Linked DNA regions of Homo sapiens: region 1 is linked to region 2. Evidence: read pairs that join two places in POLR2A ChIA-PET (ENCODE). Cell type or tissue: MCF 10A. All regions are shown on one strand. Links, peaks and the distances in the headings refer to the core of each region. The heading gives the core; the rest is flanking DNA. Region 1 overlaps PARD3 (par-3 family cell polarity regulator). Region 2 overlaps PARD3 (par-3 family cell polarity regulator).

What was found. ChIA-PET counts read pairs that join two places held together with the same protein. Peaks named below come from ENCODE experiments on the same cell type or tissue, not always from the same donor. Only the 100,000 strongest peaks of a DNase experiment are listed, where the experiment ranks them.
Region 1: POLR2A ChIA-PET joins it to region 2 with 5 read pairs; 3 of 35 experiments call an interaction of 5 or more read pairs at or near these places.

The regions. Positions count from the first base shown.
Region 1 is chr10:34,229,255-34,244,909 of GRCh38, reverse strand. The region is part of intron 22 of PARD3 (par-3 family cell polarity regulator); the gene reads left to right. Among named protein-coding and RNA genes, the nearest start is that of LINC02629, 330 kb to the right of the region's middle. In MCF 10A, for the core only: no CTCF peak of the experiment used is centred there; a DNase peak (open chromatin) is centred at 9,239.
Region 2 is chr10:34,318,539-34,334,193 of GRCh38, reverse strand. PARD3 (par-3 family cell polarity regulator) reads left to right here. Exons shown (of 25, transcript NM_001184785.2): 19 at 2,850-3,077. Among named protein-coding and RNA genes, the nearest start is that of LINC02629, 420 kb to the right of the region's middle. In MCF 10A, for the core only: no CTCF peak of the experiment used is centred there; no DNase peak of the experiment used is centred there.

The DNA of each region.
Region 1 (15,655 bases), core at 7,735-11,734, 92 kb after region 2:
GAAATAAGAACTTATCTTAAGGAGATAAGGATAAGGACCATGCCTTAATTCACCCTTATCCCCTCCAAATTCATGTGTACATTTTTGGAGAATTTAAAGGCAGTATGTAAGATGAATGAATGAAAAATGATGACTTCAAGATACTTAATAACTCGATTCATTTATTTAAGAAGATTCCTTTATATAGCATGTGAACTCAGCATGTAAGAATGATTCAATTTTTAAAATTAGATTGTATAAGATTTTTAGTAACATATCAATGACATGGGACAGAATATATCACTTTACAAATCTATTATTACACTGTAATTTTTTGCTAGGACTTCTTTCCTCAAAAATAACCATAATTCAGAATTGATAACGTTGCATTTTTTTCTTGGTGAATTTCTTAAGCCAGTGGTCATGATATAATATCCTCCTGATACTGCTGGATTCAAGAACAGGTATCAAAAGGAAACAAAGTATGTAGGTTATTTTGAGGCCCTTCAGTATCTCTGTTCGTCTGTGTTTTCTTCCTGGGCCGTTATTCAGGCAAGACTGGGCACTATGTTTAACTAGGCGCAACATTTTGCTGATTTCCTTTAAATGTTTCCTGAGTAAGAAATATATTATCCCTTAATCAGCCTCTTTTGAGATGTCTGTTTATAGTAAACAAAATCTTACTTCAATTAGTTTCAAATTCTAAGCGAAACTACTGGTAATTCGACATTGTCTAAAGTAACATCCTGTTACTGTACTGCAATATTGAAGTTGAGGTGCAATAGAAACAGATATTAAGCTTATTACCACATTTATCAATTTATTGGTATTCTTTAACTGATCAGCCACATAGGAAAACTAATACTGACAAGGAATTTTTCTTTTCTCAAACTTAAGCACTGAGAATTTGGGAAGCTTAACACCTTTCTCTTCTTATCTGTAAAACTAGATAACTGTATACAAATAAATAATTATAGTCACTATCTTGTAGGGTTGTTGTGCAGGATGAATGATCTAACCTAGCTAAAACATTTGTCATAGTGACTGCTTGCAGTATTATACATATATTTAATTATGGCGCAGGTCAAATTTGATGACTATATACATATATATATATATTTGAGATGGAGTCTCGCCCTGTCACCCAGGCTGGGGTGCAGTGGCACAATCTTGGCTTACTGTAACCTCCGCCTCCTGGGTTCAAGCAATTCTCCTGCTCAGTGCGCGCCGACACACCCAGCCAATTTTTGTATTTTTTGTAGAGACGGGGCTTCACCATGTTAGCCAGGCTGGTCTGGAACTCCTGACCTCGTGATCCATCCACCTTGGCCTCCCAAAGTGCTGGGATTACAGGCATGAGCAACCGTGCCTGGCCATATTATGATTTTTAAAAAATCCTTAAAGTAAGTAGATCTTCAGACTTCAATGAGTAGCTCAGTTACTTGAAGAAGCATTTCGTTTTAGCACATCATAAAATATTGGACAACATCTCGGAGTTTATTTTAAATGGAATTTAATCTGTAAAAACTGCGGGCCATCTATGGAGTAAACAAAATGAAATAATCTCTGAATGTGATGTATTGGGCAATGTACTTAATATATGTTACATATGCATAAGGATGATTTGCATCTATCTAGTGTTTTCCAGGTCCTTTGTTTTGAATGTGGGCATCAGGTGGGATGAGAGCATTTCAAATTTGAACTGTCAGTACGTGAACCACCGTAACATTAATTGGCAGTAGTATTTCATAATGTGTGTGATCTGTTATAGTGGTAAAATAGATTATTTTTAGATTCCCAATATAAAATTGTTTTCTCACTAGGTAATTATAATTGGTTCTGTGTGTAACACAAATTTTAAATATTGTATGTTATTAGTTAACACCAGCGCAACACAGATACTAACAAGATAGAAATGCAAATGGATTTTCTGTTTCTTAAACTGTGGCTACAAATGGAGAATTGGTTCCATAAATTATGGTTATTATCATTTTTTGAGATGAAGTCTTGGTCTGTTGCCCAGGTTGGAGTGCAATAGTGTGATCTCAGCTCACTACAACCTCCGCCTCCCAGATTCAAGTGATTCTCCTTCCTCAGCCTCCCGAGTAGCTGGGATTACAGGTGTGCGCCACCACGCCCAGCTAATTTTTTGTATTTTTAGTAGAGGCAGAGTTTCACCATGTTGGTCAGGCTGGTCTCGAACTCCTGACCTCAAATGATCTGCCTGCCTCCACCTTTCAAAGTGTTTAAATTATTTTTAGTGTGCATACTTTTTACAAGGTCTTTACAGTGGTCATTTCTCATGGAGAGGTAGTTCATACTTTTGTTCGTGAAATATTGGTTTTCATTAAACTTTATGTTGAAAAGCAAACCTTTAGAATCATATATTTCTGCCATTTTAGAGCTGGAAGGAGCATGGTTTAACAACCCCTCATTTTACGGGAGTTGAACTGGTCTGGGGGTGTGGTGCTGGGGATGAGGGGTGCAGATGAAGGTAGTCGCCTCCTACCATCGTCTTTCCTTTTACGGATGTCCTCTCACATGTGATATGGATTTGGACACCTGCAGGCTAGAGGGGCCACTGTCCTTAAATAGGAGTGCTGCCTTGGACAAGGTCACCTGATTATCAGTAGCCTTTTAATAAATTTATAAACAGGCATGATCATACCAATTAAAAAAGGAAGACAGACTGATCAAGTAAATTATATATATGAAAGCATGCATAAAAACATAAAGCTGTACCAGTGTGTTATGTTCCGCTATGATTATAATGACCCCTGTATACTGACCTCTCCCATGAGCTCCAGGAGTGAATTCAAATGCGAAGATGTATATGATAGCAACTTTGGAAAGTAGAGTATACTTGACCATGCCAGCTGGTTATCATAAGTATACCTGGATTTAGGTATTTCTGTTTAAATGATACCTAGTTAAGGGTCTTACTTGGACTTAAAATGAGAAGAGATTTTTTTTTTAAAAGAGACTCAATATGCACAATACAGATAGTTATAACCATGTTGACTTGAGAGTTAAACAGATACAGCTGTTTGTGAGTAAGCCAGACAAATGTGATTTGAGTGTTGAAGTACTGATGACGCCTATTTAGAACCTGGTAAGAATGCTGTGGTCTGGGACTTCTGGGTCCATTTCTTCTGGCGTTGGTGTTGAGACCTCGCTCCCTCCTGAATTCCATGTCCTCCCTATTACTCCCACAGGCTCAAGTGGTGGTAGTACCCTGGAGTGCATCTGTGGCCACTGTGCAGTTCGTTTCAGGTTCTTGTGAAACATCTTGATGGCCCTTCATTGCAGCTGTGATTAAGACGTGTTGCCCTGCTCTGTATTGAGAGCTCAGTCTGTTTCCTTCTTCTTTTGCCTACTACAGTGCTGCTTTCCATTCCTCTGTTCTGTGTTTTTCCTTTTTTCTCTTTTTATGGACCTGTCTTTGCTTTTTCACTTCTGTGAACACTAGACACCCTGTGCCCTCCCGCTGCTGAGGCCCGCCAGGACCACCGGGTCTCCCACCACCCTCCCCTCCACCGGTGCTCCCCAGTGTTCACTGTCCAGCCACGCTGGCCTCCTTGCACTCCTTGACTAGGCCAAATGTAGAGTCCTAGGCTGCTAGTGCCCCTGCCCTTGCCATTTCATCTGCTGGGTGTCCTGCTCTGGATCTTGAAATGACTGGCATCTTCCTGTTATCCAGGCTCAGCTCAGAGTTTCCTCTTTAGCATGGTCTACCTGATGTCCTGTCTAAAGCACAAGCCAAGCCCCACCACAGACACGTCCTCTCAAGCGCATGGTCCCTCTTGAATGCTTTTTATACATAGATCCATATCTCACATTGCCCTGTTCATCCCTGTGTTTTTCTATTTCTGATTCTGCCCTCTTAAGTGTAACTCTAGGAGAGCAGAGACCCCATCTGTCCTGTAAAGCTGTGTGTCTGCAAGCCCCGAAACAGCGGCTGGCAGACGGTGGCTGCTCAGTTGACACTGGTTTCATGGATGTGTGTGTGCAGGGTGTGGGCTCCTCACCCCTGAGCGTCTCTTTGTTTGGTGGTGCACGCTCAGGCAGTTTCTGTCTGTGTTGTCTGCTCGAGGTCCTTCTCTCTATAGTTTTGAGCTCTGCTTGGTGGGAGGGACTGTTTACCTCTCCTCAGAAAATCTTGCTCTGGAGACAGGAAGGGGGAGGTTGGGGAAAAGGAGGCTGACTCCTGGGTGTGCCACCAAGAAGACATCTCCACCAGGAAGCAAAACAAGCCCTCTCTTTATGGTGCTTCCTGTTTCTTATTTTTAAAGCAACTTCTTTTCACCAAATCCAAAAATCCCACCTTACCTCAAGGCAGCTATAATTAAAAGCCTGTCTGTCAAAGATTTTGCTATTCAGAATTTCACATGCCTTCTGAAAAACTAAAACTCCTGAAAATTGTTATCATTGAATACAAAAATAGAATGATCCCTTTGACTAAAGCTTAAAATTATCTGAATATGAAAGTGATACTTTTTTGTATAAAACTTACAAAACATAGGAAAGGGAAAAGATCATCCAGCCCCCAAAACAATAATTTTTAATATTTTAGAGTATATGCTTAGACACATACAGTTATTTGCACATCTGTACTTACTCAGAACTGAAAATAAAATCATACTCTACATAACTCTTTAGTAATGTGCCCTCTTACCTAATAAGTCACGAACATCTTTCCAGACCACGCTGTATTCTCTTACGAGAACATTTTTTAAGTGGCTGCATGATCTTTCATTTTATGGATTTATCTCGATCAAGTTGCTTAACCTCTAAGCCTCGGTTTCTTGGTCTGTAAAAGGGAATCATAATTGTGCCTTAAACAACCTAAAGGAATTAGACGGGGGTCATACGCTAAATCACTGAGAATGTTCCTGTCACATAGGATTGCTCAGTGATTGTTAGCTGCTGCTTCTGTTTATCCAATTTCCTACTATCTTGTAACAACTTAAAATGAACTATGACAGATGTCCATGATCTATCCTATTTCCTGCCAATAAAATATTTTTAAACTCTAAAAATACTCATATTTTTTCATTTTCAGATAATATTATCAAAAGATGGTAGGGTATTTCTACTTAAGGCAAACACCAATTTTTTTTTTTTTTTTGAGATGGAGTGTCACTCCATTGCCCAGGCTAGAATGCAATGGCGCGTTATTGGCTCACTGCAAACTCCACCTCCTAGGTTCAAGTGATTCTCTTGTCGCAGTCTCCTGAGTAGCTGGGATCACAGGCACACGTCACCATGCCCGGCTACTTTTTTGTATTTTTAGCAGAGATGAAGTTTTACCAGGTTGGTCAGGCTGGTCTCAAACTCCTGACCTCAAGTGATCCACCCGCCTCGGCCTCCCAAAGTGCTGAGATTACAGGCATGAGCCACCATACCAGGCCCACAAACACCAATTTTTAAAAACTTTGGTTTTAGCAGAAAGATCTTAGGGGAACCAGGATTCCATCTGAAAGTAGACTTCAGCCCACTTCTCTCAGTCTGTGTCTGCCTCTGCCTTGACACTTCTTCCCCTGAGCCCTCTGCTCAAGGCGGAGGCTCCGCTTTTGGTACTGATGTCCACCAGGCTGTTTCAGAAAGAAGCCAGTGAGCACCCTTCCATCGGCCACCGTGCCTAGAGCTGTTCTCCACATTCTCTTTTTGCTTATCCTCTCAGCACTCAGTGGGCTGCCAGCCTCAGGATGGTGTTAGATTAAAGAAATGGCCTATCAGAGCTTAGTAATTCACCAGTTCTCTTTAAGAATTCACATGACCTTAAATAAAATGTTCGATTTAACTTAAAACAAATCATGTCAAGCATGTAAGCAAACAAATTCCGAAATGGTGAACTGTTTCTCTTATTTTAGATTATTTTCTTAAAATACCCATCTGTATTTGTAATGAAGGTCTATTCTCCTTTTAAAATATGTCAGTGCTCTTAAACTGGTGGCATGAGGAAGAAAAAAAAGTTTAAAATAAAATATGTCAGTGTTAAATTTCTATTCTGAAGTTATGTATATTTAAAACCATGTATATTCATGGCTGTACAGTGCAGTTATTAAGAGCTGGAAAAAATGCTGCTTATTTTTAATCAGGTTGACACAGTGGATTTATTAGGATTTTCCTCCATTTTATGAGTTACTCAGAATCTTTCTTATAGGAGGTGGAGTGAGTTAGAAGAGAGACGTATTCCTTCAGGTTAGAGTCATCTTCCAAGTGAGTGTCTATTCCCGTCACCACTGTTTCTCTGAGATTTTAAAGTGTTCAGCACTGCATGGTTTTTTAAAAAGCATTTCCTGTGATTTTCAAAATATTTTCTTAGGCTTTTTTTTTAAGGGCATGTATTTCTCTTTCTTAGTCAAAACCGATTGTTGGCTACCAGCTTCTTTGTCTGGGACCCCTATGTGTGGGAGATGTTTGGGACTAAGGGAGTTTGTTAGCCCTACTGACATTTGTATTGTTTAAGTGGAACTAGCTATTGAAAAATGCTAACACAAAACCTCAGCTATTCTTTTATTAATGTATTAAAAATTCTGACCAAATTAAAACAACCAGGAGAGCCTTGTTGAGCCTGAATCTGTTAGGCTATGAAATGCACCCTGGGTTTTGAGGAAGAAGTGAGCACATTTATAGCCTTAATTACTCATTTGGGATACTACAGTCTGTTGCCAAAGCCAGTTATCATCAGCTTTGATTAGAAATCAGGAAAGACAGCTGCTGAAATGCAGAGTGAAAAGAATTGTATTGGATTAGAGTGGCGTTCTTTTGAATCTGAAAGAGAAGGAAAGCATCTTTGGGAAACATCTGAATATGCATTTATTTTAATAATTCAATGGCTAGAGGTGGAGTACAGTACATTGTAAGTTGGAGTGGTTTTCATTATTAAATTAAGTGCCTTTGTTTAGTTCATCTAGATTTTCCTATTGGCTGCTGCTTTTTTCTCTTTTTGCTCCATTTTGATGCAATGTTATATTCCTATTTGTGGGTTGAAATATGTCAGTATTCATAAACTAAATTCATGGACCACCCTTCCCATCATTTGGCCTGATGAAACACCATTTACCAGTGTGAAGCCAAGCCAGGAGACGCATATAAAATACTGCATCCAAATGCTAAGTTTAAAAAGACAACATGCTTAATTCCCAATCCTACGTACATGGAGAAGTACTACTTTGAGCTTTATTATTTTAACAATGTAATGTGGGGTTATAATATATATCAGAATAATGTCCTAATCAAATGTCCCTGAGTAAATCAAAATTTCAGAGTTATATTCACTTGTATATGTTCATAGTTTATGTAATCAAAAGATGTGTCAGGAAGATTTACTTCCTGCCTTTTGAAAGCTGTTTGAGATATTGTATGGAAATTTACATATGAGTATTTCCCCCATCCTTAATTAAACTTGTTAAACAGCAGCATTTCTCCTATTTCTACAAAAAACTATCATGGTTGTTAAAAAATATATATACAGTGCGTATAGAAGTACACCTAACCCTTAACTAAATAAATAAGAATAGTTGTGTTTATATTCATATTTGCAGGAGAGTAAACATTTATGCAAATACACTGAAGAAAATTATCAAACACTTTGTCTCCATGTGCTCTAGCTTCAAAGTTAAAGCTGAGAATTTTCACCCAGTTATTTAACTCTAGGCAGTGTAGTGCTTAAACAAAACAAAGATAACATTCTGTACCTACACAATGGATCAAAACAGCTTCCTTCATCCTCACTTTGGACCATCTGTTTAAAAGAAACTAAAAACCCTCAGGAAGCAAGCCTCTCATCTGTGGTTAAGAGTTTACAGACACATGCTCATTCTCACAACCCAGCAATGTGTATCGAGGGCTGTAATAGGTTTTGTATTAGCTGTAAAAGGCTAGTTGTCTTGACCTCAGCATCTGTCCGTTACAGCTTCTCTGTTATTCGGATAAATTTAAACACTCTTTTTGTAGAGGATCTAATTTTATGGTATTTTAACGTCAACTTTGATAAATATTGGGAATAATATTTTCCAAGAGCTAAATTATTCTTAGTTTCCCCATCCTTTTAAGAACCCTAATTCTCACTCTCCCCCTGCACTCCCTTGATGAAAAGAGTTGCAGTCATCCAGACTTATTGGAGAATAGACTTGATTGGTGCTAAGAGAATTGTGAAGGTCTTTAGCCCCACATTATTTCTTATTGAATCCCACTAAAACTTTTGAAAATTTCACATTGGTTTAAGAGATTTGGACATCTGTTAACGTTTTCCGTCTTGAGTACTAGCATGGGTCTAGGTCTGTTCCTTCCTGTAAACTAGTTGTTGCAAGGCGGTCAGGGTTGCAAGACAATTTTTCCATAATACCAAACAGGAAAAACAACAGTAGCGCAACAAAAGGTTTCTACCTTGCTAAAAGGAAAAGAATATTTTTATAATTAAAGCTTTTAGTTATTTGTCATATACTCATTATCGGAAAATGTTGTTATCTTTAGTCCTGTATTGACACAAATGTGTTACGTGTTCTTTATTATAGTTGTGGAAAACTTTAGTAAAGGTGGTATTAAAGTAGTCCCGGTCAGGCAGCCCTGGAAACTGAAATAAATGGAATAAGAGTGGGAAATAAAAAAATAAGCTTCAATATCTGTGTTTAGCCCAGTAAATGGTGTCTATTACTACAGATGCAGTTTTCTTTTATGGATATCACTGGACAGACAGTAGGCTGTGTAGATTGTGAAATTTAGTCATCATCTCTCCAGTAAGTGCTCTCTCTCCCCATTTCCTTAGATCATAAGCTGTAGGTTACCCATATTATAGCCGTCACATACCCCAAAACTAGCCTTGTACTTCAATAGATGGTTGGATTAGGTATAATCTCCAAGGTCTTTTTAAACTCTGATTCCAACATTTGGCATTCACCAGCTATAGAGAAGATGACATTGTCCTAGTGACACCCTTTTAGTTGTGCAGAGTTTTCTCGGTATCTCTGTTAATTCAAATACTTTTAAAAGTGTTTGAATATACTTATATGGTTGGATATTTTTAGAGAGAAATACCATGTTTGGAAACATTTCAGCTGGAAAATGCATTGAACTGGATATTGTCAGACATTTTCTGAGAACAAATCAAAATCGTTTAGTACAATGTAAAATATAAAAGACATGCAAAAGCCAGAGCAATTATTGCAACCTTCCTTCTTCATACATATGCATACCTGACTCACATTCAGACCAGTAAGACCACAAGTGGATATCATTAGTCAGAACTCGGCAAGATCCAATTTCATGCCAGTCACATTCACACACACACATTTGTTTGTTTATGTCAGTCATTAGAACTCAGTAACTAAACGTCAGTGGTAGTTAATGTGGCGTTTTATAAACACATAGATGAATTGGGGAAAAAAAGCAAATTATCCACAAATAGCCACCAATTGCAAATAATGCCATATCCATCACAAAAATATCTATGAGTAGGAGAGAACACGACAAGGGCAAACAATTTGAATGAGGTTATACAAAAAGTCAATGTGGTCGACTCTGGAAGCATGCCTAGAATCTTACCAACCTATGAGCTGATTCTCACCCAAGTCATTGTCATGTTTAGCAGCAGAATTGGGCTGACTGCAAATCTCTCCGATGCTTCAGCCCTGACATTAGCTTTTATAGTTCCAGGAAGATTTGTTGGGAATTTCAACCTAGTAATTTAAGAAGCTTTTATAGTTCTATAACATAATAATTTTACCTTTAAAAAATGAATGAAGAAAATATGGCAAAACTTAATAAATTCACATTAAGCAGGAGAAAGACCTAACTAAATTAGTAATCTGAATTGTAGAATATTTTTAAAAAATTAATAGTAACTTAATTACTGTCAGATTCATGGAGTTCCTTGGAGAAATTGCTTTGGCAAATAGATAAGGAAAATTTACAAATAGCACAAAACTTGGTAAATAAAGCAATTTCTAAAGAATCCGCCATGGACTAGTATTTTTAAGTTATTTTCTCCATAAAGTGCATGTATGTTATCAATTTGCCTTGCAAAATCATTTTTATAAGAAAGAGAGCTATTTCTGTTTTTACCAATTATTTGTGGTATTTGAAAGTCATTCATTTACAAAAACATAAGAATGATATCCATTTACTCATTCATTCATTCATTGAGCAAATATATATTGGAGGTCACTGTGCTGGGTACATAGTGGTGAGTTCAATAAAGTCCTTGCCTTTTCTAGCATGGGGGATGGGAGTTAACTAAAAAATAAAATAAATGAATAAATATTTTGTAATACATTATGATAAGAGCATAATCAAGGTGCTGAATAATTTCTTTGGGAAGATGACATTTGGCTGAGTACTGAAGGATGCAAAGAAGTCATTCATGCAGAGAAGGGAGGAAAGAGCCACCCAGGCAGAAGGGAGCTATGTGGACAAAGCAAAAGGCTGGGAGATGTTTAGCATGGGCCAGAAACTAGAAGGTAGTCAGTGTGGCTACAGTGTGTTGAGTGGTATGGGAAGAAATCAGAGAGGTATGTGGCAGATGAACCTACCGAGGCAAAGCTAAAATATGAAATTTTATTCCGGATGTCATAGGGAGCCATATAGTGTTCTTTAGATTGTGAGCATAGTCTGATTCATAATTTTGAAACATCCCAATGGCTTTTTATGAGGGAAACTGATTACAAAGTAGTTGTATCAGCCAAAGTAGTTATATCAGTAGTTATATCACAAATTGATTACAAAGTAGTTATGTATCAGTAGTTATATCAGAAATTGATTACAAAGTAGTTACGTATCAGTAGTTATATCAGAAATTGATTACAAAGTAGTTACATCAGCCAAAGTAGTTTTATCAGTAGTTGTATCAGAAATTGATTACAAAGTAGTTCTATATCAGTAGTTATATCAGAAATTGCACTAGGTACTTCAAACAGATGAGATTTAGTATAGGGGCTTGGTTACACAGGTGTTGGAAGTAGAAGAAAAAGGCAACACAGGGTAACTGGAGATAATAACTGCAGAAGGCAGCTCCCACATCACAGTGCAGAGTGTAAAGGGCCACCTTGGAGCTCAGAGACAGACAGTAGGTGAATATCCAGCACAGTGGGCAGCCTTGAGGCAGGGAAGCCTGTGTGAGGGAGCTGCTGCTGCTCCTGGGACAGAATCATGGAGGCTTGCACTAGGAGGTGGGATGGGATAGAAATAAATAGACGAGAGAGCGATTTTAAACCTAGAGCCTATAGGACCTGATGCTTATTGGGTAGGAAATAAAAAATGACTGGCAAGATTCTGACTTGAACAACTAAATATCTGGGGCACTGCTTTTTGAGATGCAGAAAGCAAGAGAAACAGGCTTAGAGCATTGTAAGTGTTGAGTTTAGAACATGCTGAGTTTGAGATGTCAAGCAAATGGTTAGATATGTGAATATGGTGGACAGAGAAGACATGTAGACTGGAGTTATGGATGTGGAAATCAACATGCAGATGGTATTTAAAACCATGGAAATGGACGATATCATCGAGGGAGAGAATGGAAGAGAGAGAAGGGCTAGTTCTGAGCCCTTGGGAATCTCCTGTGTTGAGAGATCAGTACAGAAGCGACAAGGAGCAAAGGAAACTGAGATGGGGTAGCAGGAATAATAGAAATCAAGAGAATGCAGTCCTATAGAAACCAAGACAGGAAGGAGGCAGCAGTCCACTGTTTCTAGCGGACCTAAGAGATGCTTAAGATGTAACAGAATGATGTCCATGGATTTAGCTACATGAGGATATCTGGCTACACGCCTGATGGGGTAGTAGGCTGAAGAGTTTACGGGAGGCAAGGGCACTCCATTCTGACACAGAGAGTCCAAGGGAATGTAAAGGCCAAATTGTTTCCTCAGTTCAGGGCCTACTTGGAGCTAGGCAAAAAAAAAAAAAAAAAAAAAATTAACATTTGAGGATGGGCCGGGCACGGTGGCTCAGGCCTGTAATCCCAGAGCTTTGGGAGGCTGAGACTGGAGGATTGCTGGAGGCCCAGGAGTTTGAGACCAGCCTTGGCAACATAGCGAGATCTCGTCACTACAAAAAATTAAAAAATTAGCCACACGTGATGGCATGTGCCTGTAGTCCTAGCTACTTGTGGGGCTGAGATGGGAGAATTGCATGAGCCTAGCAGTTCAAAGTTACAGTGAGCTATGATCACACCATTGCACTCCCGCTTGGGCAATACAGCAAGACTTTGTCTCTAAAAGAAAAAAGGAAAACATTTGACTATACCTGCCAGGAGGCAACAATCCTACCTACCCTTCCCAGTTACTTTCTCTATATTGTAATTTGGGGACCAAGTTCTTGTTTGTATTGCACAATATTCCTTTATGATTTTCGTGTTGAACTTTCTTCCAACATACTGTTCTATAAAAGAGGAACATTTCATTCACGTGTATAAAAGTCATCTTGTTTGAAAAATCTCAGAAGATAAGTTGTTGGGATTTTAAGTCCTGATTAAAGGTTTGCCTCTCGTGAGGTCTAAAGAGAAGCCCACATGGCCGTGTTTTACCAGGTTTCCTAAACTGTTTAGGTGTGTGCTGTGACGCTGCAGAGCAGAGATGTTACTGTGACCTTTTCAAGCTCCCCTTTCTGTCTGTCATATCCAGGTCCAGTCATCTTTACCAAATAGATAGGGTCATAAAATTGCAATTGACTGGAGTCCTTGGAAGAAACATTTTGTGAGTTTTATCAGTCCCCCAAATATCTCATATCTGGACTAATAGTATAATTTAGATATTGCTATTGAATACCTATAAGACGTGGTATCTGGTAATATTATCTCAGCAGCATTAACCTCTGACTCTGCTCTCAAACCAGGATTGGGAAAGTGAAGTATTTGCTTAATGATTGATTAATATTTGGACCTTTATTCGAGTTCTGTGAAGCGCCTAACATAGCGCTGAGTGTTTCGGCCTATTATCTCTTGGTATGTAAGTTATCTCTTAGTTTGCTTTGCTGCTATAATTAAGGAGATAAGAACAGAAAGCCTATTTCTTGGTCAAAGTGCTATTTTTATAGGAGGACAAAACATGTATTGTTTTACTTTACTATCAACAGGCCACACTGCTGATCACTAAGGTTGTGTTTAATAAGTATGTTCTCTTGGGCCAGAATGTCAAATATATCCCTAATGAGTTCAGTGACATCACTGAGCGTGCTTATGTTCCTTGCCAATAGTCGGCATTGTTGGAGCAGATGACATTAGCTGTCATCTGAGCACAGATGCGAAGGTCAGGGCGTTAACAAGCAAGAGAGCTTCAAGAGAGAAAAAAAAAAGATGAAGATTTAAAGCAAATCTGTCCATGTCAGAGAACAATGAGTGGCTGTTTAGGGGGAGTGGTAGAGACATTCAAGAGAAGACATTTGCCTCATACAAGTTTTCTGCACATCTCTGCCCTGTGGAAATTGCGTCAGTTAGAGATGGACCTGAAAGATGATCATCTGTAAGCCACAGCTGCCACTTTGAATGTCGAGGTTTGGAATATGCCATAGACAGCCCTGACATTCTAAAATTGATTGAAATTTTGTGACCTTCAGAGGTAACTAATATATTTCCAGTAGTGTGACTTCTGGAAGTAATATAGTTCAGGAACCAAAAGTTGATTCTTTGTAGTTAATGAACAAGTTCTTTTTTTTTTTTTTTTTTTTTTGCCTAAGATTATATTAATAACACTAGTGTATGTCAAAAGGAAAAAATATCTCATGTATATATTTTTTCCTGTAAGAATAGAGTATATAAAGCTATTTTAATAAATTTTGTTGAACATGTATATATATGTGGATGTCTAAAACAAATATGACAAACTGAGAAATTTTTGTGGCTAGGATGAACCTCCGCTTTTGGATACAACTGGAGTAACCTGAGTTTCAGTTGGGGTTTTCTTTTTTAAGATACAGGGTCTCGCTCTGTCACCCAGGCTGGAATGCTAGTGGTGCGATTATAGCTCACTGCAGCCTTGAACTCCTGAACTCAAGAGATCTTCCCACCTCAGTCTTCCAAGTAGCTGGGACTGTATCCTCACCCCAATGCCCAGCTATGTTTAAATTTTTTGATAAAGATGAGGTCTCATTGTGTTGCCCAGGCTGCTCTCAAACTCCTGGCCTCAAGTGATCCTCCCGCCCTAGCCTCCCAAAGCACTGGGATTATGGGCGTGAGCCACCACACCAATCCCAGCCCCTAGTTTGTTTTTTTAAGTTGCCAGTTGTACAATTTCCTCTCTGCTCTCCAAACTTGTTATTTTAGAATAGAGAGAAAAAGAGTTTCTAGCTTTCCTGGTGGTTGGTTTGCATTGAGAAGGAAAAGGCCAAAATATGACAAGACATCCTCAGTATTCAGTTGACTAAAGGAAAAATAATTTGGAGGAGGTAGAGCCAGTCCAGACCTATAGTCAGGTGACTAGTGGGAGTCGCTAGGTATGGAAAACTTTCAGTCTATTTCTTCTCTAGATATTGGCCGTATTGAGATGTCTTTGTACATTGCTTTTTGGCAAATATAGACAAAATACTTAACTTTACCAGTGTGAGTTTAGAACGGAATCTGCCTTCATGCAGAGGTCTGGAGTAGAGGTAGAAGGGGATGATGGAAGAGGCACAAAGTTCTTCCAGGTAGTACCTGCTGCTGCTGGGTGGACCAGGCCCTGGTGTGTTTCTCCCTGCTCAGGAAATCCACATGTTGAGGCTTTCCTGATTTCTGTGGCTGGGTAGGTTTATGTTCTATGGTATGTATTTATTTATTGGTTACAGTCTTTGATTTGTGGTTGCTCAATGTATTAAATAGAAACAGAAGGCCACATTGTTTCCTCAGCTCAGGGCCTCCCCAGAGCTGGGCAAGGAAAGGTTATTCATATTTGACACTAATGTATTTGCCTTTTCTGTCGCACCTCATTGCTGCCCAAGTGTATAAATGTGAACTAACGCTTCAGTATTTTTAAACTGTCCAAATGCAAATAGGAATTCGTTTGAGAGCCACATGACAAAAGCTAGATGAATAGTTCTCACTTAAGACTTTTATGTAAGAAAAGGTACTAAAATGCACAAATTGGATGAATAAAATGAAAGACATGTTTCTTTGTTGCATCAGCACTTCACTCATTCTCTCCTTTGGTTATTTGTTTGCTTGTTCATTCATTGCCCAGTAACAAAAACAACAAAAATTGATTAGGTGTACTGAAAACATAAGAAATATGAGGCAGAACAGAGTTTGTGACCTGGAGTTTTTGAGCAGGTTGAACACACACACACACACACACACACACGCACCCTCAACTAGAGAAGAATTATGATGGGACGTATGAACAAGAGCAAAATGATAGTATTAAAGAGGCATATTTAGGCATAACAGTTGTGGAATGTATTTAAAAAGAAGAGTTGGGGCCAGATGTGGCTCACACCTGTAATCCTAGCGCTTTGGGAGGTCAGGGTAGGAGAATCACTCAATGTCAGAAGTTCAGAGACCAGCCTGGGTCACATAGCAAGACCCTATCACTAGAATAAAATTCTACACTACAATAAAAATTCTAAAATTCTAAAATTAGCTGCGCATAGTGGTACACACCTGTAGTCCCAGCTTACTCAGGAGGCCAAGGTGGGAGAATTGCTTGAGCCCAGGAGTTCAAGGCTGCAGTGAGCTGTGATCATGCCACTGTACTCCAGCCTGGGTGAC
Region 2 (15,655 bases), core at 5,301-9,300:
TAAGAAGAGAATTGGATTTCTAATGGTTTCATTCTTGAAGTATAGAGATTAGCAAAGTATGCTAATGACCTAAAAGATATGTGTAAAGTAAGAGCTTAAAATATTGTTTTAAAATTAAGACAAAAGATACTAACTTTTATGATGTAAATAAAATCTTTTCCATATATTTTATGTACAAAAAGACTTTTTCAATTTTCATTACTAGTAAAATGCTGTTTGTATTGTTAGGGAATCCTTTTAATTTTTTTTCTAAAGACATTTGACTGAATCAATGTGTTAGGGATTTTAATAACTTCGCTGAGAAATCCTAACATATCATTCAAAACCTTTGTTATAGTTTCTTGGTCAAATATAGTACTAAAGTGTATGTTACTCATATTATAAATCGAATGTTAGCAAGCTTTTTCTGTAAAGGAACAGATGGTAAATATTTTAGATCTCTGTTGCAACTTTTACATTCTACCATTGTTGAATGAAAGTAGTCATAGACAATATGTAAATACATGGGCATGGCTGTGTTCCAGTAAAATTTTCCACATTTGACTCACAGTTTGCTGATCTGTGTTACAGGTTCAGAAGTTGTAGATAATTGACATTTTGTATAATTTTTTATTGTAAAAGTTTTCATCTATACATAAATATACAGAGAGTAGTTCATTGACCTTCCACAAACCCAGGGCCCACCATCCACAATGGTCAACAGTTTGCCAAAAGGTTATTTCAGAGTGTTATGAATTTAGGGAAACAAATAGGTAGGTATGCTCTGAATTGCACTTACAAAATTATCGTTTATCGAATTATACTTTGACCATTGTTTTTCTTTCCAAGTTTGCCTGTGTTTATGCTTAGGGACACTCAATTTCAATGAATACTCATGCCATTTCTGAAATTTATTATTTAAGTTTTTATTGCTGTCAGTACACTAAGTAAAATCTCAGCTAACTTTACACAAAGAAAAGCTTTATATAAATGGTGTTTTTATGAGAATTTTTTCTGGAAGCATGAAATCTTTATTCATGATATATACTCACATACAAATACATACACACATACACATATCCTTAATAAACTCAAGAAAGCACCAAATATTTGCCCAATACATGTGTATGGAAGCCAAATATAGCTGGTAAATTATGAAAGTTGATAGACATTTATTCACAAAAGGATCTTTCCAGTGCTAATTCTAGGAACTATAAAGGTAAATATCCCTGCCCAGGAATGATCTTTTCCCATTCTTTTTTATTCCTTCATTTCTTATTATGTAGGTTTTTGGAACAAAATTCATTTTTCTTCCCATGACATGACTTTTATGAGTAATTTAGAAAATGCAGTTGTCAAAAATTGTAGTGCTGCCCAGAGAAAAAGTAAGATGGATCTCATTCAAAGAAATAAATCTCATGAACTTTTGTCATAAAATAAAGAAATATAGACAAACCTGCACTGAGAAAGCTAAATATGACATCTTTTTCTTTCCAGCACAACAATTTGTGGAATATTATTTCTTCATTAGAATCATGTGTTTGCCTTCCTGTTTGTACTACATTTTAAACATATCTATTCTTACCCAAAATAGCTTCATTTAACATCAGTGAATCTTAAAAAATTAAATTTTGTTTTGAGTCTTTCAGTGTAATTTTAATTCTATTTTATTTTCTGAGCTGTGAAAAGCCTATGTCACAACTATTTGTCTTCTGGGTAATAACATGATCAACATATGGGCTGATGACCCCATGCAGAGATAAACTATTTTGTTTCTCCTACCCTCTATTTTTTTCACCTGTCTTTTTAACTGTATATATGAAGAACCAGTTCTATAACCTGGATTGCCCAGGTGGTGGTGCAGAGCTGGTATTTCAGTCATCCGGAAGCTAAATTAGTCTACCTTTGAGTATCAGGTCAGGCAGTGATGGATGAGGCTGTCTTACCTGGTTAAAGAAATCAGTTTTGATTGCCTTCCACAACTTGGTACTATTGGTATTATCTTGGGTCCTTCTGCCCTAGATCCTCAGGAAATAGAGCCAAATTTTTAATTCCCGGAATTTGTCCCTGTCATCCTCATGAAATGTTCTGGTTAATTGCTAAGTCGTCTTTCTTCTGTCCATCACCTGTTTTTCAAACATATTGTTCCCAGGCCTAGAGATAGAAGTACTCATATCCAGTCTCTCCTTTTTTATTTCCCTCTGAGAGAGAGCCCTTATGTAATCTGTTTCCGTTCAAAGCTTGTGTTACTCTTCCTATAGAATATCCATATTTCCCAGGGTTGGGTTTCTGCCTGCTGCCAGGTTGCCCTAACTGTTTTGGTGACATGTTGGCCCCCGTGGTCTTACTCCTTATGCAGTGTTGTGGGTCTGCAGTTTAGCAAGGAAGAGACTTGACAATGCACATTGATGTGCATGTCTAGCTTCTGTTCTAAAGAATTTTAAATTGCCAAAAAAAAAAAGGTTTTAATTAAGTGCAAAGCTTATTCTTGGTTGTTGACCTTAGCCTTCTCCTCATCTTCCCTTGCTTTTCAAATGAGCTTCCAGGTTATTCTGGTTCTTTTAGATTATTCCTATTACCGGAGCAAAACGATTTGACAACAATTTCATCTGTTGAAATTTTTTTTAAAAAGTAATGACTTAGAGTTTTTCCTAATGCAAAGAGAGAAAATAGACCAAATCTAATATAAGTTTGGGAAAAATAAAAATTAGCAACTATTACTTCATTTATTCTTTGTCTTTTCCATCTGCATTCCAGAACTCATCATTGAGCAAATAATTGTTATGTACCTGAAGTTTTCGACAGTGCATATTCAGGTACATAATTTTCACTAATTCACACTAACATTTTTTTTCTTGTAAACCTCCCAGGTTCTCCCAGCAGAGATGTGGGTCCTTCCCTGGGTCTGAAGAAGTCAAGCTCGTTGGAGAGTCTGCAGACCGCAGTTGCCGAGGTGACTTTGAATGGGGATATTCCTTTCCATCGTCCACGGCCGCGGATAATCAGAGGCAGGGGATGCAATGAGAGCTTCAGAGCTGCCATCGACAAATCTTATGATAAACCCGCGGTAGATGATGATGATGAAGGCATGGAGACCTGTAAGTTTATAATGGCTGAAAGAATAATAATTAAAATTAGACTCTATTTCTTAAAGTGAGCTCCAGGGAGCCCTGGAGTTTTCTAAGATTCTTCAGGGTAATCTCTGAGATCTCTGAGGTCTAATAATCTCTTATTTCATAATAAGACGATATTATTTGCCCTTTACTCACATTCTCTTATAAGTATACACTGGGGTTTTTTGGAGGCCACATGTCCTGTGATACTGCATTAGATTGAATGCAGAAGCAGATATGAGAATCTGTCTTACAGGCCAATATTAAACTAAAAATTCTGAAAAAATATTTAACAGTGCCATTGTTCTCACTTCTTTTGGAATATATATATTTTTTGGTAAAAAATGTAATTTCTGTTAACACGAAGTTGCTTGTTTTTAAAAAGTAATATTTTAAAACTTTCCCAGTTTTAATTCAGTACATGTTGCTAGATATAATCCACATATAAAAAAGTTATTTGGAGTGCTTAATAATTTTCAGGGGTGTGAAGTCATCCTGAGATCAAAATATTTGAAAACCACTACTTTGTAGTGTCTCAAATAGGATGTCTCCATTGAGTACCTGTAATAATCTGTGATCTTAAAAACATTTTTTTTTTCTTTTTTTGCTTTCAGGAATTACTCATTCTTTCCTATAACTAAACTAGCAAGCTATATTTATGTGTGTTTATTTTGAAATTGCAAAATATTTAAAGCCAAGATTATTAAAAGTCAAAGGTTAATATGAATGTTTTCCATGGTTTATTGAATAAAAAATAATTTATAGATAGGTACAAATATATCCTTCCAGAGAGTTAAACATTTCTTATATTAAAGTAAACATTCTATTAAAAAGTAATGGAAAAACTCTACCGATATATTTACTAAGAAGCAAAAGGGCTTAGGAGTCCTAATAGTGAAAATTGTTGATTATCTTATATTGCTCATAACTACTAATTTACCTTTTAGTGTTTTAACCTCAAATGTGACTCAACCATCAAACTATTGTACGAATAGTTGGAGGGACCACAGAATAAAACTAAGGCAGAGACCAGAGATAATTTGTGTAGATTGTAAATTACTTGCAATTCAACATTTGAGTGGACCACTTCTATCACATATACCTAAGAAAGACTTTCGTGGGAAGAAGAGTTTTAAGTAATAAAGATCACATTTTGAGAATATATACATATACATATAATGTATATGTATATATACGTTAATATACATTGCTTATACGTATAATGCTTATACATATAATGCGTTTGGGAAGATGAATATTTCTGTCATAATGTAATATGCGAAGCATAACTTAGAGGATTGCTACACTTCTCTCCACCTCCACCTGATTCTCCATCTAAATCCAGGCAGTTTTGTCACTATGATCAGATTCCTCACAACTGGGCCTTTCCAGGCCCAGTTTTTCCCTTTTGGCGGCCTCTCCAGGCCCAGAACTTCCTTAGGTCAGCCTCTCCAGACCCAGTTGCAGCCTCCTGGTGTCCTCTCCAGGCCCACCTCTTCCTCCCGGCTGTGAATATATGCAGCCCATTCTTGCAGGATGAGGAGCATATTTACTATTTTTGCTGCCAAACCTGGTCTCCAAGATCCTGAGTCATATAAGCTTTCGACCCTATTGAGTTTTTTCTCTTTGTAATAATGGTTCCTTGCCATCCTAATCAATATTACTTGACAATTATAGAGCTTGCTTCTCTCTGTCTTGGGTGTATATTTAATCAAAAATTACTATGCTTTGGCCCCTTGATATATATTTTTTAAGTATCTATAATGATGCTTTTGAACTTTTTTCTTGTTCTGGTTAAAATGTTATTTAATTTTCCTTAAAAAATGCAGTTTGCTCTTATAATATTTCACTCATTTCAAATGTAACAGGAGATAGAATACATATGAATATAAGGTATATTTTTAATTCTGTAGGGATAGCCTCCAGAGTGTCCCACCAACATGGACATCTGATTTTGTCCCTATATAAACTTATTTTTTAAAAAACAAAATGAGAAATAACAGTATATTAAAGTTCATTCATGTATCTGTCCTTCAGAGAAAAAAAGTGAAATGAAACACATGGATAGGCAAATTACAATTTGCAAACCAAAGATAAAGTTCTGGACAAGACCTGGGAAATACACGTGTGGCAGGTGCCCTAAAACACGCTGCACCTACAACCACCAAATGTTGTATTTTTCAAAAGTCCTGTTTTTATTATTTTTTGCATACCAGTCTTCTGAACTTTGCATATGGCAAATGAATGGCAACTATTGTAAATTCCAAACTTTTCCAATTTTGGTTGTTGAAATCGTGTTTATAGGGTGGAATGAACACAGAAGTGGAATTCAGGTGACTTGCATCCTCCTCTACATTCTTCTAAGTAATTTGGGATTTTAGTCAAAACTTCAACTGCTTGAGCTTTAATTTCTTCATTTGTAAAACTGAAGATTTGGACTAGATAATTGACTTTCAACTGGTGTGTTGTGATCTCTGGTCAGGAGCAGTACCTCAATGGGTTTGGAGAGTGGGAAAGGCCACCAGTGTCACCTTCCCCCCACCACCACCTTCACAGTTGTTTTACTCACTTCTGTACATGGGGATCCTTTGTAAATTTTAGTTTTTAAAAAGGGTGTTTTTGAGTATTTAGGAAAAAGTTGTAAAAGTTCTGGCTTAGATGGTTTAGATGGTTTCCGAAGTCCTTCCTAGTTTAACATTCCATGATTCTATGTACCCCCTCACTGCCCTACTTCTGGCACGCTAACCCCCTCACCTTTTGCGAGGCCCATGTGGAAAACACCCCATCTATTTCCATCTTGCATTACCAAACACAAAGCTTGGCAAATCATAGAATTAAATAAATGTCTGCCAAATCGATGAGTGGGTGAGTGAGGTATCCCACACTGGACCTTGTATGCACTAGATCTTCAATACTTCAGCAAACTCTTTGTTTTTGTTTAAAAAAAAATTGTCTATCAAATGTGGTGTTACTGCTGGTGGCTGTCAGCTTACATAAAACTGAAGACGCGAAGGCACTTTCTGCCTCCAGCTTTGGAAAGAAGGCTGGCTCAGTTAGCCCTCCTTCGGCTTCCTAACCACACCATTTTCAGCGTCTGGCTTGTGGACCTGCACAGCGGAGTCTCTGGACTTGCTGTCTCTGTGGCTATGCTCCTGCATTTTTGCCCTTCTGGGCTTGTCCCTTAGCTATGTGTCCCCTGGCTGCATGTCCAACATCTTCTATTGTCTGTGCTAAGTGGGCCTCAGGGGAAGTGGGTTCTTTCTTGTCCCGATGGTCCAACTCAGTTACAGCTGCCCGTAGAAATTAAAAAGCCACATCCCCCTTGAACCTGGATCTGAAAAGAGGACCCTCGTCTAGGCAGATGGTCTTTTTGTCACATGGGACATTTCCTGAGGATGCAGTGCACCCTGGAAATGCGTGGCTAGAGACTGAGCCATTGTGGAAAAGCTAGTTATGGAGGTCAGCAGGAACAGAGAGCTCCTTGCACCGTGCTGCAGGCTCTGATTTCTATCATCATGTGGCACTTTTCCTCTTTACAAGTAAGACACATAGGCGTAGGCATGGTTGATTGCTTTTGTCAGTTGGGTCGAGCCCCTCCCCAGTGACTATATTCATGGCACTGAACAGGCTGGCCTCTTCTCAGCAGTGTGGAAATCATGGCATGGGCACAGCAATGGGGCCAAGAGACTGGGGTGGGATCCATGTGGTATCTGGTATCTGTCATCTTCTGCAGCACTTACATTCTTCCTGTGGAGATGGCAGAAGCCAGCATTTTTGTGTCTCATTTAATCCATCTGGCCTCTCCATGTTGTGTGCGTCTGTCTGGATCAAGATGGAGCTTTGTATTCTGGGACCCATTATCTCCGAGGCCCTACCTGTGTTTGACAGGTCAGGGCATTGACAATCTGCTCCCTCTTCTATGCAAATTACATGCCCAGCCTGGCTCTCAGCAAGCGACTTCTCCTCCCCATGATAAATCAGTTTCTATTGCTACCAAGAAAATGCATGCAGTAAGATTGCTTTGTTTTCTTTTAAAAAATACATTAATTCTACTTTTTCGTAATTAAAAGTTGCCAGAAATTGTAAGCCCTGCACTCAGTTTTGTAACAGCTTTTTGTTAAGGTTGAGGAAGTGAAACAGCAAAACTAAATATCTCCTATTAATTATACCTATTGATTTTAAGATATATCAAGTTCAGAATTTTAAATGTGACAAACTTTGTGCCTTGCAAACATGAAGGCATTGTCTTCAAACATGAAGTAGGTAGCTTGCATAATTTCCTATAGAGCTCTTATTAAGAGATAGGAGAAAAGCACTGCTCCAGAATACACATAATTTAGGTTTTCAGTATGAAATTTGAAGAAACTGAATTTACATTATTAAATCAACTAATATGAGAGCTTCTAGGGGAATTTTGTTATTGTTTTATTAGCTATGAAATAACATATTGCCTTTGATATCTCATTTTCTACTCTCAGTATTCTACCCACTTCTAGCCACCTTTCATCACCACCTATTTCAGCAAAAATAATGCAAACTAAGTATAATTTTATCATAAGCAAAACACAGTGGATTACAGTAAATCTATTGTGGAAGAATTTGGGATCAGATTTCAAAGTCAGAGTACTTTGTAAACTGTTTCCTATTTGGTTAATCCATTTTAGTGGATAATTGGATGTTGATCTATAAAAATACTTGTTCTGAAATGCTAAGAAGAAGAATAACCTATCACATCATTTTATGCAAATAAAATGATACATATACTTAACCTGCAGTTTAAGAAAGGGAGCTTCGATTAATTTTTAGGAGGTTTCTGATCATAGTATGGGTGTATGGTTGTGAAATAACCAAAGGTATTCTCTGCATTTCTTTTTCTAGGTAAAATGTAACTTAGCAGAAAGTGCAATGAATATTGACATCTGAAGTGTTTTGAATGATAGAATCCTCATTTCTAACTTTTTTTTTTTTTTTTTTTTAGAAAGAGTGTCACTCTGTAGCCCAGGCTGGAGTGCAGTGGCACAATCTTGGCTCATTGCAACCTCCAACTCCCAGGTCCTGGTTCACGCAATTCTCCTACCTCAGCCTCCCAAGTAACTGGAATTACAGGAATGTGCCACCATGCCCAAGTGATTTTTGTATTTTTAGTAGAGACGGGGTTTCACCATGTTGGCCAGGCTGGTCTTGAACTCCTGACCTCGTGATCTGCCCACCTTGGCCTCCCAAAGTGCTGGGATTACAGGAGTGAGCCACCGCACCAGGCCCCATTTTTTAAGAGGAAATAGTATCTATATATTTGACTAAGATTACACTTAGGAACTGAATCTTAGAATGCGTATCTTCTAATTCTCAGTCCTGTGGTTTTTCTAGAATATGAAACACACTTCCAAACAGAAAGCCCATTGCGCTAAAACTACTGCAGAGTGTGTACCTAAAGTCTGATATTTAGGCTATTAGTTCCTAAGGGCTCGGGGTTGGGGGATGATTCAACCCAGTGGATAAATGAGCACTTGATAAGGAGTGTGGTTCAGTTCCATTGTAGTGTGTAAGTTAGTGTGACACTGGGGAGGGGGTGGTGGTGTAGGGGTGCCCAGCTGATGTGGAATTAGGGAGGAGAGGAAAGTAGAGGAGGAGATTTCCAGAAGAGAGGTATTGGCCGAGTTGAGTGTTACTGCTTGAGAGTCTTCAACTGGATGCACAGAGAAATATGGAACATAGGGAATGGGGAGCCATCTCTGGGCTGCAGTAGTTCTGTTAGGTTGGTGTGTATGGGGCAGGTGAGAGCATAGTGAGGAGTGAGGTTTAAGATGTAGGTGCCTGTCATCCCAGCACTTTGGGTGGCTGAGGCAGGTGGATCACTTGAGATCAGGAGTTCGAGACCAGCCTGGCCAACATGGCGAGACCCCATCTCTACTAAAAATACAAAGATTAGCCAGGCGTGGTGCTGCATGCCTGTAATCTCAACTACTTCGGAGGCTGAGGCATGAGAATTGCTTGAACCCGGGAGGCGGAGGTTGCAGTGAGCCAAGATCACGCCACTACACTCCAGCTTGGGCGACAAAGCAAAACTCCATCTCAAAAAAAAAGATGTAGACAGCAAACCACAGACTATTTTAAATTACTTGCATTTCAAATAAAATAATATGATGGGACTCTGGGGTAGAGGGTGGCTTATTGAGATGGGATGATAAGTAGTAACGTCAGGGCAAGGAGCTAATTTCTGTGATAGTAGTACAATCATCCAGGTGAGCGATGATGCTTGGCAGTACCAGAGCAAAGGAAGAAACTGTTTACGGGCTTAGCGTCTCTCACACAAAGATGGATGATGATGATGATGTGATTTCTCTCATTAGCACTTCCAGGCTCAGAAACTTGGAATCATCATCTCACTGTGTCACCACTCCATTACCAAGCTTTCTTAATCTTTCCACATGTAATCTAATCTCACCCCTTACTTGCAGTCTAGGCCGGACCCTCGTTATTTAATATCAGAAGGTATTGCTAGTGTCTCCCAACTGGGCCTCCTGTCTCTAGATGTGCCCAGTGAGCTCTGCAGTCACCTTCTGACTCTCACAGCCCCTCAAGTGTCCGTGCTTACCCTTGCCTGTGCCATGCGGTGCACACTTCGTGAGGTGTATCTTCTTTCTTCCCCAGCCCTCTAATGTGTGTATATTATACTGTCATCTTCCTTCTCCAAGAAACTTTTCCCCCGACAATCTAGTTTTTCTTAAGCTCCAGCTGATTCTACACAGTGCATCCGAGACTTTTTAGTATAAATTATTTTTTTAACATCAGGAAATTTTTGCGGATCACTCAATATAGATTATGTTTCATGGTAGGTAAGAACATTCGCTTTTGGGAAGCAGGCATTCTGATTCCTCACACACACAAAAGCAAAGTAAAGCATTGCTAGCCATTCACTATTTTATAATCTCTAAACATTTTTATGCTGTTAATTTTTGTGTTTCACTCAAAAGAGTCTGAGCAGTGGCCTGAAATCTCTTTCTTTGACCATAAATAATAGTTTGTATGTTGTTCAAACAGACGTTGTGTACGTTAAGCTCACTCCTTGATTAAAATAAAATTCTCAGTGGCAATTCCAACTGTAGGGTTAGGAATGCTGTCATTTCGATTGTGTAGCCAGCCCTTTCGGTCAGAATTGGTTTTTAAAAAGCCTTCAGCTTCATTTTAAATTGTCCCCATGGACAGAAAACAGCATCCACTGTGGGCCGTCATTTGAATGTTAAAATCAGTTGGACACTAAAAGCGAATTTGCGAAGGTTCAGAAAATTGAGGGTGTGACCCTCATTGTGCCTGCTCTGCAACATTGTCTAGGGAAGGGAGGGATAATGGAGGTGACATTCTACCATTATCTGTGGGAGCATTTTACCTGCTTCATTTGAGGGGGATGGGTTAAAGAGAAGTTTAGAATGTCAAGTAAAAGTGAAGAAAGGTTTTTGGTAATAACTCTTTAAAAGAGTGATCCTATTGTTTTTCTTCCTTCACCCACATATATTGAAAGGTTTTTTAAAAATGAAATAGAGCTATTTTTAGAGTAGAGTGTCTGAGGAGTCATCTATTTGAACTTTCTCCCAGTTGCTGAAACCACTCTACAATACCACTAATAAATGTCACCTGATTCCTTCATAGCTTTTTTACCTCCTCACAGTCTTCATCATATCAGTTATTATTCTCACCCCATGTATTAGTCTAAAAGCTCTAAAGTCTTCCTGTTTCATGCCAGCTTTGTGTGTGTGTGGTTTCCTTTTTTTGGTTTTCAGGAAAAGCTAAGTTTTTCTGTTGCCAAGAGCTCATCATTCTAATGTTAAAAGTCAGAGTCCAGAAGAGCAGATCATGTTATTCGACACCATCTGTGTATCACTAGCTGTTCATTTCCTACATCTTTCTTTCTCTTCCAAAGTCAAAGTGTTCCACCAAAATAAGAAATAAAAACAATATTTATGTCCCCAGCGTTCTTGATTCCTATGCAGGAGTTTGCAGCGACTGAAAGTCCAGTCCTCATTTAGTTGTATTATCTTTTTACCTAACACTAACAGAAATTGGTAGTGGTCAGTGGATTTACTAAATCCAGTGAAATTTTCTATTTTGAATGTCTCATTTTAACTTAAAAGTTTTGTTTTAAGAATATAGCTTGTGAAGACTGAGTCACCCTGTGTAGAATTTTTACATTTCATCCTTTATCTTTCAATATAAATTGTAAATTGCTCAAGTATCTGTGTTCCTATTACTAAGTATTCCTAATTCTAAGGTAGTTCATAGTTAAATGGGTGCAACAAAGGGCAGTTCTTCATATTGTTGGCTGCTTATTCAGTCCTTCATTTAATTGCTCAGTGAGTATTTAATGATGCTTCTTGGGGCCTCTCCCTCAGAGGAGAGTATTGTTGAGTTTTAAATACAAAGTAATACTATGATATTTTCGTTTTGTATATCTCTATTTATACCCATTGAACAATTCATTTTAATCTAGTAGCAAATCTAAACAAATTATTTAAATCTAGTAAAATTGCCAAAGCTACCTAAAATGATATTTACTGCTAAATTATACACTTAAGACAAATAACACAATAGATATTCCACAGTTGCTCTAACACTTGCTTTATGCAGTGTACCTTTTAGGATGCTTTCAGCTATATGTAATAGAAAGTGCAACTCAGACCAACTCAAACAATAAGGAAATACATTTTCCTACATAACTTGAGTTCTAGAGTTCTTCAGAGAGATTTCTCCAAAGACCCAACATTTTTCTGCCCCTTCTGCTCTGCTATCCATGAGTCAGCTACCCACAAAATAATTCCATAATTCAGCTATCCATAGGGTAATTTTAGGGCTCAGAGGCCTTTTACTGTCTTATTGCTGTCTAACAGAAGGGAATGAGCCCTCTCCCTAAGCATGGATATGTCCATTGAGTCCAACGGGGCCATTCTTGGTCTGATAACCTTGGACTGGCAAGTCTGCAGGGGTATGGCATCCATAAACTTAATAATGAATTCACCCCTTGGAGCTAGGTTGCATTCCTGGACACAGAGTTCTATTAGGAAGAATAAAGGGAGAAATGGATTTTGGATAAGCGGCCAACAGAAATTATAGTATCAACAGTAGCATCACTTCTCAATGGGGGGGGGAAATAGACTCTAATGACCTTGAGGCTTTGAGTCAACCTTGACTGTAAAATGTTTGTAAAGTTTAGATAGAAATAGATTATTTATGGCAGTAGCTGCAGAACTTTGCACTTCAATGAAAACCCAAAGTCATTTTCTCCATCATCATTAACACGTAAATGCCCGATCTTTTCCAAACTTGTTGGTGATCCAGTCCTAACATGATACCTTTCAGAGTTGAGTGCCTTAATTTGTAACATGGACTAGAATTTTAATTGAGCTCCATTTGCATCTGTTGAAAACATGGTAATTAGGTATGTCTTAATTGCAGAATGACTCTGCCACATTAAAGAGAAATAAGCAGCTTCATGCTACACCTTCTTTAAAAAAAGAAACTTGAAAGTGCCTATCTTTATAGGTAATCACATGGAAACATAGCTGATAGTTCAGTGCATAGAGCAGGTTTAAACAGGCAGAAATGTTGTCAAAAATGGAAATTTCTATTTGTTTGGAAGGAGATAATCATCGCTCTTTGTGTAGGGTATCTGCAAAAGGAAAGCAAATAGTCTGTCAAAATGAGCAAAATTAAAGAGAAAAAAATCAAGAAATGTATATAGCACTTAAAATAGTACATTATCTAAATGTAAATTTATGATTAGTTCTTACCTTGTAATTTGCTGTATGAACACAATAGATCAAGCCATTTATTGCTGATATATTACTAGTACTTTTCTTACTTGAAAAATTGTTTATATGCATGTTCGTTTAAGGGAATAAAGATATTTTATGTACCTAATTATAAAGCTAGTATTAAATGTACAGATTTATTTTAAAACCTAAAATCTGACTAGTACATCAGTGACTTTGAATATGTATATTTTTTTCAAAAATTAAGCATGTGTAACCAATTTATTTGAGCTTTTGAAACTACAATATTTCTGCATAGGAGCAGGATAAAGATTTTTCTCTATCAAATAATTTCAGAATTTGAAGTATATATAATTCAGTACTTTAAAAGAACATCTTATGTTTGTACATATGAAGCTACATATTGCTAAATATTTTTAATTAGTTGGCATTCAAAGGGATTAGTTAAATCAGTACACCCCCAGAAGAGTTTCTGTGATAATGTATTATCTAATTTAGAATGTTCAGAACAAGCATAAAGAATCCTCCAATGTGCAAGTGTCATTTTAAACAGTCCACTGGCTTGGGGCAGGAAACAGAGGTAGGACTTTTAATTTTATAAAATGAGGTTACAAAACCTGAAGCTAATAATTGATTTCATACTACTTTATTTCACATACTTTAGAAAATAAGTTGTGTTACATACACCAGAAAATTATTTTGAATATGAAAAGAATTGGCAACAAACGTGACTTCAGCATATAGTGAGTTGTGAAGGCACTGCCATTATTCTGTTCCCAAGCCAAGAGCCGACATATGCCCCTTGAACTTCTGCCAAAACTATTAGGCAGAAAACTAACAGAATCGCTACTGATAGTTCCATTCATGATTTATGATAATGGTTGCTGTGGAAGACTAAATCATTTACATTTATTGAGCTCATTTTTCTGTTTATAGTTTCAGACATTGTAGAGGGTCGTAAAATCTATTAAATGATGCATACAGCACTAACAATAATAGCATGAAAATATACCAGAAACTAATTAGAGCTAAACCAAATATCATGAGCATTCCTACCTAGTGTTACTGTAGTCAGATTGTGGCTAGTCTTGTCAGGCTTGATGAGAGAACAGTAAGCATTTTTCTAAAGCTAGAGGAATGGTGATACCTGGCGATTAGATAAAGTTTTGGTCAGGATAAAGTCACAAGTCAGTTTTTACCAAAAGTCTTTCATTTATGCAGCCATTTATGAGCAGCTGCTGTTTGCCCCACAGTCTTCATTTGAGGAGCTTAGAGAATGGGAGGGAGACATGTATGTGATATCATATGAGAAGTGCAATAATAAAAGATTGTACAAATAAAGAGCTTTGGAAGTATAGGTGAAAGGAGGTTTCCATGCAGGAATTATACAAAATTCACTAGCTTCCATTTATCTAGTTTGAGTATACCAATAGACCTAGGTTTTTATAGCTCCAGAGAACTTCTGGGAATTGTTCTGTAATTATTTGGTCAATTATCTCACATTTGTGGCCACACCCATATCTCAAAAACCTGAAGTACTGGTTCACAAGCAGATAGAACACAGCCATGTTCAAGGGCATTAAGCAACACACTACAGCCCTGCTTGAGCTATGTTTACATTCTTTGGGGGAGCTCTCATTTGAAAAGGCTGCACATAATTAGTAAGCCCTTGGGCCAACTGCCAGGATATTCTTTCCCTGCTCTGTGTACACCACAAAAAATTATAGCCTGAACTCAGTATTATTTGTAAGATTATGGATTTTCACTATGTCCTTCTAGTTGTAACTGGCTTCTTCTAATAAACGTGCACAATTACTATTTATATCTTAATAGCGAGGAAAAGGAGCAAATTTTCTTAAAAGCCACCATGTCCTTTGGAGGAAGACAATGGCTTACAATGAGATAACTCGCAGTTCAGAGGAAGGCTAACGTTTCTGAAGTCATTTATATGCTTGGGCTGGGTGTGACTCACCCCTGTAATCCCAGCACTTTGGGAGGAGAGGCTGGTGGATCATGAGGTCAAGAGATCGAGACCATCCTGGCCAACATGGTGAATTCCTATCTCTACTAAAAATACAAAAATTAGCTGGGTGTGGTGGCGTGTGCCTGTAGTCCCAGCTACTTGGGGGGCTGAGGCAGGAGAATCACATGAACCCGGGAGGTGGAGATTGCAGTGAGCCAAGATCACACCACTGTACTCCAGCCTGGTGACAGAGTGAAACTCCGTCTCAAGAAGAAGAAAAAAAAAAAAAAAAAAAAGTCTGGGTGCAGTGGCTCACTCCTGTAATCCCAGCACTTTGGGAGGCCGAGGCGGGGAGATCACGAGGTCAGGAGCTCAAGACCAGCCTGGCCAACATAGTGAAACTCTACTACTAAAAATACAAAACTACTAAAAATACAAAAAATTAGCTGGGCGTGGTGGTGGGCGCCTGTAATCCCAGCTACTCGGGAGGCTGAGGCAGGAGAATGGCTTGAACCCAGGAGGCGGAGGTTGCAGTGAGTCGAGATCACACCACTGCACTCCAGCCTGGGCGACAGAGCGAGACTCAGCCTCAAAAAAATAAAAAAAATAAAAAAATTCTGAGCTTTGTTTTTTGCATTATGATAAATAGCTGGCTTTTTAACAAAAAAACACAACTGTGTTACTTGGGCGTAGCTATACCACCATTTGATAGTCTCTTTTCAGATTTGTGAGGGTTTAATAGCAGAAATCTAAGATATTGGGACCCTTTTAGCTGGTCTTATTATACCCACGATAATTGTGTATTGCTATTGAAAGTGCTCCTTGCTGGTAGAGAG